Regions from separate parts of the Homo sapiens genome. Here region 2 is linked to region 1. Evidence: chromatin loops called from intact Hi-C (ENCODE). Cell type or tissue: Calu3. All regions are shown on one strand. Links, peaks and the distances in the headings refer to the core of each region. The heading gives the core; the rest is flanking DNA. Region 1 has its middle 530 kb from the start of LINC02655. Region 2 has its middle 210 kb from the start of LINC02655.

Region 1 (9,123 bases), core at 765-8,764:
TTTAAAACCCTCTAATAAATAAATAAATAAAAATGCCCTTCTAGGACTAAGCTATACGTTGGTGTGAGTAGGAGAGGCTGGGATTTGCCTTTGGAAGAAAGCAATTATAGCTAACAACAACCAAATAATATAATACACTTTGAAACCTGCAAATTATTTTTAAATACGAGGTTACTATGTCTAAAGAGAAAATAGTTATCATGTATATACACAAAGAAAATGTTATAATATCATTCAATTTTCTAGGTTTTCTGGCTTATGATTTAAAATATTATGAGACACAAATTATTAAATTCTTTCATATCTTTAAACTTCATATATTTTAATTTTTAAGAGATTACAAAGCAAAATAATTTTGCATTCCCTATTTACCTGACTTAAAAGTAATGGAGTTACCAGTGATATGAAATATATAGGAAATGGAATTTCCATTCCTTTTTTGCAGTCATTTTTTATTGTAATTTTTAAAAAGTAACATAAAATTTGCCATCTGAGCCCTTTTTAAGTGTACAGTTCAGTAGTGTTAAGTATATTCACATTGTTGTGAAGCGGATATCCAGAACTTCTTCACCTGGCAAGCCTACTACTCTATACCCCTTACAAAAGAACTCCCCTCCCCATCCTGTATTCCTTTTAAACACTAAGGCATTATTATTTGCATCTAATTTATCATCGCAACAGTTTCTTCACAGTGGATAGACGTGACAAGACTTGCAGCATGAGGAGTCACTGCGGTTGCCCCTTTGCACACCCTCTCCCATTCCCCCGCCCATTCCCGAACCACTGGCCCTCCATTTGCTTTGCCACAGTCACTCTACTTGTTCATGGTGCCTCTCGCGCAGATCCCGCTCCTTTCGGCCTACAGTTCCTCTTTTGCTCCACACTGTCCCACCACAACCTCCCCACCTGGCCTAGTGAGTGAGCTGCTCCTTCTGATCTTACTTCAAAGATGTGTTTCAGCAAATGCTCATTTTGTTTGTTTGTTTGTTTTTTGAGATGGAGTCTCGCTCCGTCACCCAGACTGGAGTGCAGTGGCCTGGTCTCGGCTCACTGCAACCTCCACCTCCAGAGTTCAAGTGATTCTCCTGCCTCAGCCTCCTGCGTATCTAGGACTACAGGTGGACGCTACCACACCCAGCTAATTTTTCTGATTTTAGTAGAGACGGGGTTTTGCCATGTTGGCCAGGCTGGTCTCAAACTCCTGACCTCAAGTGATCTGCCTGCCTCGGCCTCCCAAAGTGCTGGGATTACAGGTGTGAGCCAGGCGCCCGGCCCAAGTGAATGCTCTCTTGACCCCTGGGCTACATCAGGCCCTTCCTTTCCACTAGCACTGTCCCAGTGTGGAGAAACACTCCTCCAGAGGACTTAACAGTGTTGGGAGATATGGATTTACTTTCAAAATTTTGATTAATGGGCCAGGCACGGTGGCTCACGCCTGTAAGCCAGCACTTTGGAAGGCCGAGGCGGGGAGATCACGAGGTCAGGAGCTGGAGACCAGCCTGACCAGCACGGTGAAACGCCGTCTCTACTAAAAATACAAAAAATGGCGCGTGCCTGTAGTCCCAGGTACTTTGGAGGCTGAGGCAAGAGAATTGCTTGAACTCGGCAGGCAAAAGCTGCAGTGAGCCGAGATCGCACCACTGCACTCAAGCCTGGGCGACAGAGTGAGACTCCATCTCAAAAAAAGAAAAAAAATTTTTTTTTGATTAATGACTGTCCTTTTCTATGCATGACAAACTTCATGATGGCATGAATTAGGTGTTTGCTCTATATCTATCACAACATAGATGATCACAAAATACTTGTTGAATGAGTGAAGTAAATGAACGGATGTATGCTTTCAGTTTTCATTGAAACAGAGTATACTAATAATGCTGTCTCGAATACAAAATCTGCAGGCTTAGTTCCTTGTCTCGGTAAAAGACACAGAAAACGACTGATTTCCAATAATTCACAGAAAATTTTAGCTTAACAAAACAAATAGTAGAACTCAAGAATCCCCAGAAGTTTGAATATATAACACAAAATAGAGATTTGCAAAGTTACATAATACAAACCTAATTTGATTTTTCTTCCCTGCTAGAATTATCGATCCCTAAGAAATCATCTGACAAAAACTCCATCTTTTAGAAAAGCAATATTATGAATACCATATTATGAATGAAATTACTGAGATTCATGGTCGCATAAGAGAAAAAACTCCTGTTTTCTTTGAGCAACTTTTTTTATTATTACGTAAAGTCAAATCTAACCTTTATTCACACACTCTTTAAATCTCAGTTTCCTAATTTGTGAAACGGGTTAATCTACCTTGCAGCATTGTCACAAGAAATAAATTTCAAAATTGGCAATTAAAAAAGGAATGAAAACAACTCTAGGTATTTACCAGTGAAACCATCACAGCCTCATGTTGTTGGCAGAAAATACTCAATTACAGATTTAACCACAGTAATAAAAATACAATAATACAGATTTTAAATTTCATCTTGGGTTGATTTTAATAAATTATCTTTTTAAATGAAGTTTTCCATTTAACTACATTTTTTAAATTTAGTGCCATAAAGTTGTTCAAAATACTCTCTTCAAGTCTGTATGGAGGCCCCCAGTTTTACTCATGATATTTATAAGTATTAATTTTATCTAGTTCCAAGAATTTATTGAATTTGGGGTTTCTTTAACTCCACTTGTCCCTCTCCTGTAAAATTGTTGACATGTATTTTTATATGTATTTTAGTCATCACCTAATATTATTTTAAAATTTTTGTATACTCAATATTTATTCATTTATATCCATATATGACACTTTCTGTTGCTCTTCACCTCTCTGCATTTGTGGGGCGGGGTAATCTAGGGTTATTTTTTTAAGTTTTCCTAGTGACTGAAGTATTCTGCCATTAACATTTTATTTAAATTTTGTGAGGTTCTACAGGTAATAATCTCTCTCTTTTTTGTGCCTTTTTAATTCCTTAGAGATGTTTTTATTTCAACTTTAATTGTGAAAAATATATTCAGGGGCTATAGAATTCTAGATTGAAACATATTCATTCAGAATTTTAAAGTTGTTTTTCCATTGTATTCTGTTTTCCTGCTCTTTCTGTTGACAACTTGGCTCTTAGTCTGAATGTTAGTGAATATATTAATCACAGGTGTTGTAAAGCCCATGTCTAGTATCTTCAATAACTGGATCATTTAAAGGTATGTTTCTATTGTCTGGTTTTTCTCTTACTTTCTATTAATAAGTTTTTCAGTTAGCTACTGCTGTATTATAAGCAACTCCAAAACTGAGTGTCTCCTATTGCTCATGAATCTACCAATCAACTCCTTGTAGTTCTCATCTCATTTGGGCTCCACTATGTATCTGCAGTCAGCTGGGTATGAAGTTGGTGTATCTATCAATCATGGCTTCACCCTTTCACAAGTTTGAGATGAACTTTAAACTGATCTAGGAAATATCAGATAGATCAAATGGGCTCTGGGCTCTCTTCCATGTCGTCCCTCATTCTCTAATATGTTAGACCAGGCTATTCATGTGGTGGTTATAGGAATCAAAAACAGAGAGACAGAGAGGGAGAAAGAGAAAGAGAGAGAAGTACACAAATCTTGAGCCCTGAACTGATACATGATCACTTTCAGCATATTCATATAAGTCACAGCTCATCTCAACCCATTGTCTGCCTAGATACAACGGATGGGGAAATGTCCTCTGTCTCCTGATGGAAGAACAGCAAAGACATATTGCAAGGAACATAGATTCAAGTAACAATACAATTGGGATAACTTTTTGCAATCTTTAAAGCGCAATGTTTATTTTTTATTTTTAAATTGAATGCTAATTTTGCATTGTATGCCATCCATTTTAGACGCCATGGATGTTATCTTCCTTCAGAAAAGCTTAACCCTGCCCTCTAGATGGCAGTACAGCAGCAGATCATCTCAATGGAGCCACAAATTTAGCTCATTCAAGGCTGCTCTGCAGCCTTTGAAAGGACATATTTATTTCTGTTTTCCCCTACTCCTACTAAGTGACCTTCCAGGAGTCCAGCGAGTGTTTCTGAGGGCCCCTTCTTTTTTTCTGAGTTCTGAATTCAAATATCTGTCTTCCTTGCACCGTGACATTGCCAAAAATTATTCTCTTTTTTTATGCTCCTTTGTGTTTGGCTATTTTGTCACTTGCCCTTTGAAGCTTAATTACAAATGACTAAAGGAGAAAATCTATGTTAAGTATTGTTCTCACTTGCCTGCAGTTGCCTTCTCTATCAGATCTTGGCCTTCTAAATTCTGGTTGTTTTGGCAGCCCCAAAATGCAATTTTTTTTTGTCTCGCAACTCCGTAGGTTGCCTAAAGCTCTATTAGCTTCTCTATCCCTTAGCACTGCTCTACACCTAGCTCCTTACCCTCTTGCCTGTGATAAGATTTGGATAACGCCTTGAGAGATTCTCATTAGCATACAGGAAGTTGGTTTATCTCAATAAGCTTCTCTCCAGGATATGGCTTCTCAACTCCTGGCTGCCTTGCCAGCTCAAAGCTGATGCCTTTAAACAGATTACTAAAAACAAACAAACCTATTTTATGCAGCTTTTCTAGCTGTCTTCAGTGGGGCCTTAGTCTCCTCCAATCTATTTGATTATGGCTGAAAACATAAGTCCATCAGAGTATTTGTATTTTGCTTGTATTTCAAACCCCATAAAACATCATGAGTATTATTTTTAATAGTAAACATTCATTTTATATTTACCCTTCCCATTATTTTTCTTCCTTCCTGTATTTCTTTGTTTCTATTTGGGATCCTACTTTCTTCTGCCTCGAAAATATTTTTTAATGTCTCTTTTAATGTAGTTCTGCTGATAATAAATTCTATCAGCTTTTATTGATTTGAAAATGCCTTTTTCACATTAAATTGGAAGAATATATTATTTGGGTATTAAATTGTATGCCTACAGTTATTTTCTTTTGGGACTTTATATATCTCATTTCTTGTGGCTCATGCTCTTTTCACTGTGTAATTGGCTGTATGTCCTTTGTTGACGTTTGAAGACAATCTGACATTTTTCTTTAAATGGTTCTAAAATTTTTCAATATTTTTTATTTTCAGCAATTTGGCTACGATATGCCTTAGTAGGATTTTCTTTGTAATTACCCTGCCTTTTTTTTTTGTTTCAGCTCATTGACTCTATGACTTTATATCTTTTATCAGATTTTAAAAATTCTTAACCATAATCTCTCCCAAATATTATCTCTCTTTTTGCCTTGTGGGTATCCAATAGATAAGAAAACTTATCAGTATATTCCACCTAAGATATTATAGTCATTATTATATTTTTTGACTCTTTTTTCTCCATGTCTTACTTTGAAGAAGTCCTAATGCCCTATTTTCCGGAATACAAATCTTCTCTTTAGCTATAAATAACCTGCTATTAATCCTATATATTGTATTAATAATTTTATTTGTCATAGTTTTCAATTCTATAGTTCTTCATCCTGTCATTTATTTTTCTGAACATATTTATCAGTTGTTATCTTAAAAATATATATCTGACAACCTTGTGAATCTGTTTTTATTGTCTGTTTTAACTTATTCTTGTTAATTAGTTTTCCAGGTAAGTTTACTGGTTCCTGTAGAAAGTAGAAAAGTTCCTCTTCAAAGCTCATCTTGATTTAAAAATAAAATAATAGACAGTAGGAATAATAGCTTCTTACTCTAAAGCCTTCTATCAACTATCAGTTCTTATACTTTAGCCCAATTAGTTGCTTTGGCTTACTCAGGCGTGTCCAGACAGGCCCAGGCAAGTCTTAGCTCATAGCTGATGCTCCTTCCTTATTTGGAAATGTTATTGCTTCCTTAAACCTTTCATAAGCAACTTCCTCTCCTTCTTTGTTTGCACTTACCTATTTAGGAAAGTTTCAGGTTGTTAGCAAATCGGGTATCAGTTTAGGACTGTGAGGTCCAGCTCCAGCCAATGGATGCAGGACACAGAAGTAAGGACAACCAAAATGCTTAAGGGATAAATATGTCTGCTTTTCCTTTGTTCAAATGTGCTCTCGCTACTGTTCCATCTGTGAAGGGCACCCTTTCTGCAGAAAGTAAAGATTGCCTTGCTGAGAGATCCTTTGTCTCTGTGCTGACTTTTCTTCGTGGCACCGATTATCTGTTTCCAACAGTTCCTAAACATTGTGTATTAAAAAATAAGAGATTACAGATAACGTATTTTTCCAGCAATTTTCTGTACATATTAGCAGGCTATTAAAGTGAAAGTAGATCATTTTTCTACAACCAAACTTGGTTTTAAGCTTTGTAAGTTCTAGTTTCTTTCTGATTTACCCTCAGTTTTACAGTGTGATCTTTCAGGGACCTCAAGTGAAAGCCTGGAAATACTCCACCTGAGAGTGCTCTAAGTTCCAAGTTTCTATTTTTGACAGTGGAAAGAGACTGCTAAGAGCTGAAATTAGGAACTTAAACTTATATTAGTGTTGGTTTTGAGGATGTTTTAAGAAGAGAAGCCATGGACGTTTAGCTGCCCAGAGAGCTTTCCTTTTCTCTGAGATCTTGGCGTCTCAAATCCTAGCTACCTTGAAGATACCATCAAGAAAATTTGTTGTTTTTAAAACTAGCTTTCCATTAATCTTCTGAAGAATGGTTGATCTATTATATACAGCTAGTGCATCATAGCCATAGGCTCATTGCTTCTTTTTGAAAAAGCCATTGTATAACTTCTTTTCATTGTTGTTCTTCAATATCATCATACTTTACATTTTAAAATGCTTTATGGAAAATATTTTCAATATTTAATTCATTATCCCTCATTATTGTCAAAGTGTACTCTACATGGTAACCATGCTATGATTGTACTATGTATGTGTAAAAAATGTTCTTGATCTTAGGAAATAGAAATTAAAGTTTTCCAAGCATATTAGCTGCTACTTTTTCATCACTCTCTCCTCTCCTCTTGGTCTTCTGGAAATAATATTCTGGAAAATACACACCGACACATATACGTGTGTATACACACACACACACACACACACACACATATACATATATGTATATATGTAGAGTAATCCCTCAGTATCAGCAGGGCATTGGTTTCAGGACCCACCACTTGAGGATACCAAAATTCACAGACGCTTAAGTTCCTTATATAAAATGGCATAGTGTTTGCATATAATCTATGCCCATCCACCCTTATATTTTAAATCACCTCTAGATTACATACAATACCTAGTACAATGTAAATTCTATGTAAAAGTTGTTATACTGTATTGTTTTAAAAAATAAGAAGAAAAATAGTCTACATGTTCGGTGCAGTTATTCTTTTTTTTTTAATCCCCTAAGTTTTTATCTATGGTTCATTGAAATCTAAACTATATCTAAAATATAATTATTAATATATTAACTATTTGATACATTAATGTTATGCAATTAATTATGGCATATAATTAAAAATAACATTATATTAGTTTTTGGAAAACATGTATAGAGGGAAGCCATTATAGTTGTTATATAATTGAATTATATTATTTACATATAGATAGGACATAATATATTATAATTAAATACTAACATATAGTATCAGTATCCTGAAAAAATATTAAACATATATACATAGAAAGAGCATGCACAAAGTAAAAAAGTGGGATAAAAATTAATAATGGAAAGATCTGTGCACTGTCTTCAAAATTTTTCTGTGTAAAATTATATCTAAAAAACTGGGGAAAATATTATATTTGTCTATACTTTAGATTTTTTAATGTAAAAAATTGACTTTGTGGAGGTGAGATCTGATATGTAAGTAATATTCATGGAAGCAGTATGTTTAAAAATTTATTTTATTAAAAAGTTAAGTTTCCAGACGAGTGCAGTGGCTCACACCTGTAATCCCAGCACTTTGGGAGGCCGAGGCGAGCAGATCACGAGGTCAGGAGTTTGAGACCAGCCTGACCAACATGGTGAAACCCCATCTCTACTAAAAATACAAAAATTAGCCGCGCATGGTGGTGTGTGCCTATAATCCCAGCTACTCAGGAGGCTGAGGCAGGAGAATGGCATGAACCTGGGAGGCGGAGGTTGCAGTGAGCCAAGACCGCACCATTGCACTCCAGCCTGGGCGACAGAGCAAGACTCCATCTCAAAAAAAAAAAAAAAAAAAAAAAAAAAAGTTAAGTTATAAATGGGGAATCTTTTTCAAACAGATGATTTAAATTACTTTCTATTAGATTAAATTAATTGTTCATTTTGCCTTGAATTGTTTCCGTCTTATTTCTTTAAACAGCTACCATTGTCTCACTAATACATTGTAGACACAACACTTAAAATTAAGCCTGCTATTGACTCAGGCCAAGTCAGTTTATGCTCAGCTTGAAATTAACATATTCTGTTTCATTATGTCCATTTGCAGACTTAATGAACATGTTTCTTTTTCACAAATAATTTCTTAAACTAATTCAGTTTCATCTTCTGTTTATTAATTTTTCAATAACTATTAATTGTGGGAACATTATAGCACATTAATAGTAAAATGAATAAAGCAAAAATTCCTATAACCCCCTAAAAACCGTTTTACATCTTCATTTCAGTTTCCTTACAGAGTCTTCAAAATGCTCACTGTTTGTTGATGCATAATGTCCCATCAGGTTGTTGCTCCGTAGTTTACTTAACAACTTTCCTTTGCTGGGCATTAGGTTGGCTTACAATTTTTAACAATCATGAATAATATCTCACTGATTTTGATGCAACCTACATGAATAAAATATAATTTGAAATCTTTGTAAATATGCCTCTCTTGGGAAAAAGCGCACATTCTTCTTCCTTTACTAATATTCTTATAACATTAAAACATGGTGTGCTGGAAATGATGGATGGACAATTTTGCTGCACCTCAGAAAAGCTCTCAGCATACTGAGGTCAGTGTAGAAAAAGAAAACTGTTAATACAGGCTTTATTTTGTTGTTATAATGTGTTGGTATTCATTGTAATTGAGGTGTAACTTAACATATCACATTATATATGCATCTCCAATATTATATATCTCATATTTAATGAGGGATTTTACACATATTTAATGAGGGATTTTACACACCTCATATTTAATGAGGGATTTTATATATCTCATATTTAATGAGGGATTT
Region 2 (9,123 bases), core at 433-8,432, 320 kb after region 1:
CTTCCACGGTGTGGAAGGGGACCCGAGCGGGTTGCCAATGCTGGCTCGGGCAGCCTGCTTTTATTCTCTTATCTGGCCCCACCCACATCCTGCTGATTGGTAGAGCCGAGTGGCCTGTTTTGTCAGGGTGCTGATTGGTGCGTTTACAATCCCTGAGCTAGATACAAAAGTTCTCCATGTCCCCATCAGATTAGTTAGATACAGAGTTTCCACACACAGGTTCTCCAAGGCCCTACCAGAGCAGCTAGATACAGAGTGTCGATTGGTGCATTCACAAACCTTGAGCTAAACACAGGGTGCTGATTGGTGTGTTTACAATCCTTGAGCTAGACATAAAGGTTCTCCACGTCCTCACCAGAGCAGCTAGATACAGTGTCGATGGGTGCACTCACAAACCTTGAGCTAAACACAGGGTGCTGATTGGTGTATTTACAATCTCTGAGCTAGATCTAAAAACTCTCCACGTCCTCACCAGAGCAGCTAGATACAGAGTGTCGATTGGTACACTCACAAACCTTGAGCTAAACACTGGGTGCTGATTGGTATATTTACAATCCCTGAGCTAGATATAAAGACTCTCCACGTCCCCACCAGACTCAGGAGCCCAGCTGGCTTCACTTAGTGGATCCCGCACCGGGGCTGCAGGTGGAGCTGCCTGCCAGTCCTGTGCCGTGCACTCGCATTCCTCAGCCCTTGGGTGGTCGATGGGACTGGGCGCCATGGAGCAGGGGGTGGCGCTCGTCAGGGAGGCTCGGGCCGCACAGGAGCCCATGGAGTGGGTGGGAGGCTTAGGCATGGCGGGCTGCAGGTCCCGAGCCCTGCCCCGTGGGAAGGCAGCCAAGGCCTTCCCAAGAAGGCTTCGCAAGAAATCGAGCGCAGCGCCAGTGGGCCAGCACTGCTGGGGGACTCAGTACACCCTCCGCAGCCACTGGCCCGGGTGCTAAGTCCCCCATTGCCCGGGGCCAGCAGGGCTGGCTGGCTGGCTGCTCCGAGTGCGGGGCCCACCAAGCCCACGCCCACCCGGAACTCCAGCTGGCCCGCAAGCGCCGCACACAGCCCCGGTTCCCGCTCGTGCCTCTCCCTCCACACCTCCCTGCAAGCTGAGGAAGTGGGCTCCGGCCTTGGCCAGCCCAGAAAGGGGCTCCCACAGTGCAGTGGGGGACTGAAGGGCTCCTCAAATGCCACCAAAGTGGGAGCCCAGGCAGGGGAGGTGCCGAGAGCAAGCGAGGGCTCTGAGGACTGCCAGCACGCTGTCACCTCTCACCTTTAAGACTCACTAGAATCCTTCCTGTTCTCGTCCTAGCTTCTGGTGGAGGCCATCAATCCATGGTGTTTGGCTTATAGAAGCATCACCCCAGCCTCTGCCTCTGTCGCCCTATGCAGTTTCTTGCATGTGTCTCTGTCTTCCTGTGGCATTTTCCTCCTATAAGGACACCAGTCATATTAGATTAAGGCCTACCCTAATGGCCTCACTTTAACTTGATTATATCTATAAAGACCCTATTTCCAAGTAAGGACACATTCACAGTACTGAGGATTAAGGACTTCGACATATCTTTTGTTTTGTTGTGGGGAAGGCATACAAACCCACAATAACAAGTTTCTCCCTTGTTCATTTATTCATCCAATTAACTTTTTTTCTTATGTGCCATGCAACATGCTTAAGCAAGACAGATAATGGTCCCTACTCATGGAAATACCAGTCTAAAGAGGGAGACCGGCACTAAAGAAATAACAAAGTAGTAACTGACTACAACGTTAGTGACAGAGGGTGTTATGAGAGCATATAGCAAGAATCCCTAACTTAGTCCTTGGAAAGGGAAGCCTTCCCTGCAGAACTGGAAACCCAGCAGGAGCAAGTGAGCTCAAGGAATTAGGTGGGTTGAGGCAGCAAGTTATATGCAGAGTTCTAAGGAGCAGAAAGAATGTGGCTGGAGAGCAAGAGGCCAGGGCATAAAAAGTAGCCAAATTTCCAAGGCCAAAAAATGACTATAAAGAACTTGATCATAAGAGCAGTGGCATCTGTGGAAGAATTTTAGGTAGAGAAGTATTCTTATCAGGCTGTTGCCTGCTATCATTTATGCTGAAAAAACCACTAACAAATTTTCATAGCTTCACAAACTCCATGTAGAAGCTGATTCTGTGCCTCTTAGCTAAAGCTCTTCCAAATTCTGATCGTTTTCTTTTCTATTTCATGGTCGTTAATATCATAGTTGATGTCTGCATCATCTCCACTCTGCATTCATTTCTTCTCTGTAGAATTATATTCTGTATTATATTCCTATCACCAGAACACTGGTCTCTATCTGGACCTCCAGTAAGAGAAGACATGGAACACTTGATTCAAAAGCCTTTATTATATACATATATATGTGTGTGCGTGTGTGTATATATATATACATATATCATGTATACATACACACACACAAATCAACTTGGAGTTAGCCCTTTAACAGAGTGTAAATTAAAAATGCGAAGCACTAGATAAAGTATGTTAAGCTTTGTGATTGAAAAAGATAAGCCCTTTTCACCTGATTGGAAATGTCATGGAACTCTCTCTATAAATTCTGCAAAATTGATTTTGTTAAGTTTTTATAATTTGATAACATTAAGTATACATTCATGTCTTGATGCTCTTTTTCCTTAAATGTTCCTTTATATTGGCTTTGCAACCCAACAAAATCAAATCATACTTCATTTGCAATTGTCAAGCAAATGAAAGATAAACTGCAGTGGTTTATCCAAACATTTGATTCATTCTAGATCTGCTAAATGTTTCAAGTGCAATGGGATCATATCAAATTCTAGGCTCTAAAGAAAAAACTACTTTATTCGACTCTGCTGTCTGATGCACAGTATTGTTTAACCGGGAATCATAAATACCAGGATTTTAGTTTGAGTTTGAGACCACCCAGTGACTCAGGGATTAATGCCCCCTGCCATTAGGCAGGAATATTAAATTAAGGAAAATGCCCATCTTGCACCTTTACTAAATGTAATTTATAGTTTAACTATCATATTAAATCCTTTAATTGAAATTTGTAAAACAAATGGCAGTGTTAGTAATTCCTTTATCAGCTTCCAATTCTCTTTCTACTTAACACCCACCTCTAACCCAGGGGAAATATAGTTCCTAAATGCAATCCTTGAACTTGGGAAAACGTCATTGAATCTTCACATTGCCTAACCTTCGTGTTCACTATTCTCCAAGATAACACATTTTCATTTGTCATACAAATGCGCTCATTACTTTTTGTGGTACAAATGCATATTAATAGGGGCTTTCTAGCTTAACGTTATCTGGACTTCTGGCTTACACTGTAATTATACATAAAAAAGAACAATAGTTCAAACAGAACAAGAAACAGAAAAACAGAAACAAAATGTCAACTAAAGAGGTGGAAAGTCAAAAAGCACATGAAAAACAATAGCAAAGCTACAGAATAAGAAGTACAGAGTGACTAAAACAATTGGAAAAAGCTAGAATTAGCAGAATATCATTATCATTTTTCCCCACTAGGTTGCTCTCTGCAAAGGCAGTTTTTTGTTTTTTATAATTGGCGCTTTTCAAATATTAATTGGTGCTTTCCAAATATAAGTGTACAGTGGGCTTTTTCTCCTACTATGTGCCTAAATATTTGACAATTTCTCCCTATCCAGAACAGAGAAAAGTATAAGGGAGGCAAAACCCATTAAATATTTAAAGGTAAACACGTACTCCTACAGCCTTAAACCACAAGCCAGAAATGTCTATTAGTTCCACTAGATCACAGGTAGGATCAGATTGAGGGAAGGGTTGGCCAGCCCACAGTGTAGGAAGGAAAAACCTGCATAAGAGATAAAGAAAAGATGCCAGGAGAACCCATTTGCTTGAAGGAGCCAAAGCTAATGGGACAGCAAGGTGGCGGAGGAGGCCAAGGAGACAGCTCCAATCAAATAAAGGGAGCGTGCCCCCAGGCATGAGGCATTTAAGCTATCTGAGGAAGGTGCCTGGGGCTTTCCACTCCTCTTAGCTGGCCCATGAGTATCCATGTTAAGCTATTTCCTTCTTACTCTGAGAGCAGGTACCTTTCTTCACTGTACAAATACAGCTTTTCCCCCAGCAGACTTCCCAGCAGCTTTGGTACCAGTTTGCTATCAGTTACTATTTCTGCCATGTAAAAGCAGATTCTGGCCAAGTTTTCTTCTCTCTCTTATCATCATTAACATCACGGTCAATGTCTATTCATTCTCTCCACTCTGCCTTCATGTCCCCTGTGGTATTCTCATCCACGTTTGCCAGATTCCAACCCCGGGACACGATCTAGATCTCAGGATAGAAGACATGGAACATTTGGTGCAAGTGTATGAAGAATCAACTAAAAGCCCCACAGCTATTGCTAGAAAACTAGAGAACACTTTTGAACATTCTCCTGAAACCAGAGAGATGCTTCCCCAGAGGGATGGTCATGGGGTCATGGGTACCCCCAACCCCCACCCCACTGGTCATCACCCTCACCCCAGCAACTCCTGTGCCTCTTCTGAGTATGCACTGATGCTTATAGGAAGGTGCCAGAGCCAGTAGGGCCAGACTCTTCCCAGTGCAACTGTACCTGCCCGGGGCCCGTTTCCACCTCACGCTGTGGTGGGGCAGCACCCCAGTTCTATGTAACATTCATTGTGGGTTTTCTGTAAATCCCATTCATGGCTGTGCCTCTGTTCAGTGCTGAGAGAGAAACCCAGAATCTGCAGCAGTCCCTCGTTGCTGCCATCTGCTGTTCATCTGCCAGGGAATCTGTGAGCCAACCCCTCCCTCCCCAGCCTTCTGGTCAAGACCCCTGGGAATTCTCAAGCTTCCTTTCAGGTTCTTTCACCCTCATTTGCAGAGAAAGTCTTGAAATCAGTAAAAACGCCTCTGCTGCTGCTACCTTCACCTGACATATTGCTTCCAGACTGTAATCTGAGGGACACCTTCTCCCCATAGTTCATGGCCTGAATCCTCTCTCCTTCCTGGAATGTCTTGAGGTTTTGCCACTTTCTTCAGAGGAGGGTTCAGAGTAAGTGCTGTGGGTCCTTTCTAGCATCTGGTCCCACAACAGTGCCGCTAGTTCAAGCAGCTTCTCTAAATGAAAATCCCCTTCTCTAAATGAAAGCATATTTACATTTCCTTCACATTTCTATCAGGGTCACAGGAGTAGAGATGGAGGCATAAGTCTTTATTTCTGTTACTTTGTTTCATATTGATTTTCTAGCTTGGTTTCTCACAGCCCTTCTATCAAGGATTGAGACCATTTTCTCCAAATGTGAGAATGTAGCTTGTTTATCCTTGACTCCCAAACAGCTAGTAGAGGGCAGGTTTAAACATGGTCAAACCTGCATCATGCATCAAACCTGCAGGAGCTGGGATCAATCAGGGGGCATTTTGATGTCCCCAGCAAGTAGCACACGAAAAACCACACCTTTATACCCACAACAAATAATCACCCTTGGGAAAAACACAATAACTATTTTTCTGCATTTTCAAAATGAGTTTCCTGTGCACTGAGGGCGGTTCCTAAGAAATCAGAGATGACCTTTACCTTCTCTCCCTCTGAATCCCTGGATCTAAGTGATTCAGGGCCCAAACACAAGTTCTAGAGCTTTCTTCACCATTTCTTGGGTCATTGTATAAAATTAGACCCCTCGCAGCCTTCCCTGGCAAGCCAGAGTTCCCAAGGTCACTTTGCAGATGAGGCACAACTGGAGTTACTGTTGGTGACTTCAATTAGTAGATTAGGAAAGGAAGAAAAAAAGAAAAATATAGATATCCCAAGATCAGAGATATTTCCAATAAGAATTGAAGTCATGTGTCACTTAATGATAGGGATATGTTCTGAGAAACATGATTAGGTGATTTTTCATTACATGAACTTCACAGGGTGAACTTAACACAGACCTAAATGGTATAGCCTGCTGCATCCTTAGGCTATATGGTTTGACCTGTTGCTCCTAGGCTATAAACCTGTACAACATGTTACTATACTGAATACTGTAGGCAATTGTAACACAATGGTAAGTATTTGTGTATCTAAACATAGAAAAGGTCCAATTAAAAAATGGTATAATAATCTTATGGGACCACTGTCCTATATGCAGTCCTGTCACTGAAAAAATTGTCACTATGCTGCACATGACTATATTTCTAGGTTTCACTTTTTTTTCTGTTCCTTTATTTCTTCCCTTTTGACATATTTTTAAACAGAGAAGATGGAAATTATAGTTTTTCAAGAGCCTTCACTGTGCTGGGCTCTGTGTTGGCACTTTCCTGGAGTTTTATTTAGTTCTCCCAAGACCCCTGCAAGATAAGATTTCAGGTAGTCAAACTAAGGTTGGCCAGTAAAGGGATTTACCTACAGTCACAGGTGACAGATTCACAATTCAAATTCAAGCATCTAATCCCATAACTAATGTCCCTTCCTCTACCCCATACCATCTCTCAAAAGCTTCATTCTATGGGAATTCTTCAATCAATACATGGATCGATACATGGCCAAATTAAGGAGGCAACACACTGCAGAGAACACCCATTGCACCCATCTCAGTTCAGGAAGCCTGGATTTTTCTTGTTCTTTCCACGAACTAGCTGTGTGACCTTGGACTGTTCATGTGGTCTGTCTGCCTCTCTTGTTATCTCCATAAAATTTATTTCAATAGCTGGATTATTTCTAATGTCTTTTTGAATCTAATATTCTGTGATTCTGATATATAAGTAGATGAAGCTCTTTGAATAAATTAATATATTGGAAATCAAGACACAATTCTTTCTAACTCTTCCCATGATATCCCTCCCTTGAAGAACTCAATTTCCAGGCACTAGTGTTCTCATCACCATAGACATTACCACTTTGACAATGCCATTTCATTCACCTTTAGAATTTAAAAATCGTCCACTATGAGTGCATTACAAAAATCACTCACAGGCAAAGGTTAAAAAGTGGCTGCTGAGTATAATGAATTTCTGAAGAGTATTCAGTCCCTGATCCTTCTAATACAGACACTGCTTCTCAACAATAAAGGAATGATAATAATTGGAAGCAGAGTCCTTAAAACACACACCTCATATTCATCCCTCATCTTCGCAGCAGTCCTATCGCAATGGAACAAGAGCCTTTCCATGCTTAAAGGAAACTCATTTAGCCTCTTCATTCAGATTTTATCTTAAGGAGAGGAAACAATAGACATTTTGATGCCAACCAGAGCCCTCACTTGCACTCCTTGTTGCTAAGATGTGTGGGTGTCCTGTGGGAATTGGGCAAGGATGGATGAAATTCAGGGCAGCTGTTTTTCTTTTCTCTGCCATGCAGTTCCCACTATAAATTAAGCCTTTTTCAATTTTCTTAGTCTTGAGTTTCAATGGCATTAGCATCTTCCTCCTCCATGTTCATTATCATCCCTGACAAACGTTTCCAGAGAAAAGTGTTTCACTGTGGTTCTTGCAACATTTTCTCTAAAAATACCTTTTGAGGAAACTGACACTCCAAAAGGTAAACAGGGAAAATGTAACTTTAATGTGATAGTATTCAACACACACACACAATAACACTATATATTTTCTGTAGTCATATGAGTACAAATTCACTGAAACATCTGGAAGGAGATACAACAAACTAATGATCGTGGTTTGGTGGTTTCCTCTGAGGAGTAGAGTGAGAGGAGAAAGGGATCAGGGAGGATGTATCAGAGGGATTTTAGATTTGTCTAAAATTTCTTAACGTCTTACAAGAAAATAAAAACAAAAACATATTCTAAAACTCTAAAACAGGTCTAAAGAAAATGAAAGTCATGTACTAGTCTCCTTTACTCCCAATGGTTAGAATGGTTCTTGAATCTCTGAAACCCTTGTGCTCATGGAGAAGTGTGCTCAGTTTTGACAATTTGGGGTGTGCGGTCATCTACCTCCCACTATCTGCCAGGAAAGCCAGCCTGGCAACCCCAAAGAAAGTTCAATGATTATTTCACATTTGGTATAATTGAAATAAACAGGACAGATTCAGAATCTGATGTGGGCAGAAATGAGGAATGGCCCCTTGTGCTAATCATCCTATCTCTGTATCCTCTGCAGAGGTATAGGAACTCCTGTCCAGGCATCGAGGTTTCCTGCCAAGACTAATCCTGGGATTGGTGAGAGTGACCCAACAGTCCCTGTCCCTGCCTCTCACTGCCTGCTTTCCCTTCTATCATCTTTCAACATCTTATCAACACCCCCACTGACCCATTTACTCTAATGTCAGGCTTTTTTGTTCTTCCTGACCCCATGAGAGTGCCTATTGCCACTTAATCTTGGGTAGCAGCCATACTGCTAGCCTTCTCTTCTAGTTCTGGGACCCTGGAGACCCTTCCATCTCAGAATGTCAATAGGTTGAACAATTATAAGGTAAACATTTTACAGCACACATCATACTTTGTGGGGAAATATTGAACATGTTTCCCTCAAGGTCAGGAAGAAGACCAAGTTGTCTGTTACCACCAATTCAACACTGTTCTGAAGTCATAGCCAGCAAGACAAGAATAAAAATTAAACCACGTGGGTAGAAAAAGAAAACAAATCTGTAATTATCATAGATGACATGATATATAGAGATAACTTATACTAATCTACAGACACATTATTTGAACTGGAATTTAGCAGATATAATACCAGACAAAAAATCTATTGCGTTTCAACACAGCAATGAAAAAAGAGGCTACAAAAAAAAATTTAAGTACCATTTATGTTAACATCCAAAACTATGAAGCACCTAGGGAAAATAATTTAACAAAATCTTAACATAAAGGAGAAAAATGACAAACAGAAAATATAGAACGTTTATTATTTTTAAGTGGTCTAAAGTGTAGTGCAGGTATTAAAATGTTTAAATAAATTATGTTTAATGTTTAAATGGAAGTTTTCAGAGGTGATTATGAAAACAGTATTTTTGTAATAACAATATTCTTCAAATAATAGAAATGTCACTGAAATCATCTACCTGCTGGATTTGATATATTTTTTGCATGAGCACCTGCAAAATGCCAAATGAACAGGCATAATTTATCTAAAACAGTTTATAGGCTGGGCATGGTGCCTCACACCTGTAATCACAGCACTTTGGGAGGCCCAGGTGGATG

What was found. Peaks named below come from ENCODE experiments on the same cell type or tissue, not always from the same donor. Only the 100,000 strongest peaks of a DNase experiment are listed, where the experiment ranks them.
Region 2: a loop joins it to region 1, with 14 times the contacts of the local background. A loop is called at or near these places in 3 of 110 quality-filtered maps.

The regions. Positions count from the first base shown.
Region 1 is chr10:81,174,801-81,183,923 of GRCh38, reverse strand. No RefSeq gene overlaps it. Among named protein-coding and RNA genes, the nearest start is that of LINC02655, 530 kb to the right of the region's middle. RefSeq lists an enhancer at 5,106-6,305. In Calu3, for the core only: a CTCF peak has its summit at 3,893 (motif pointing right); a DNase peak (open chromatin) is centred at 3,913.
Region 2 is chr10:80,851,193-80,860,315 of GRCh38, reverse strand. No RefSeq gene overlaps it. Among named protein-coding and RNA genes, the nearest start is that of LINC02655, 210 kb to the right of the region's middle. In Calu3, for the core only: a CTCF peak has its summit at 4,749 (motif pointing left); a DNase peak (open chromatin) is centred at 4,745.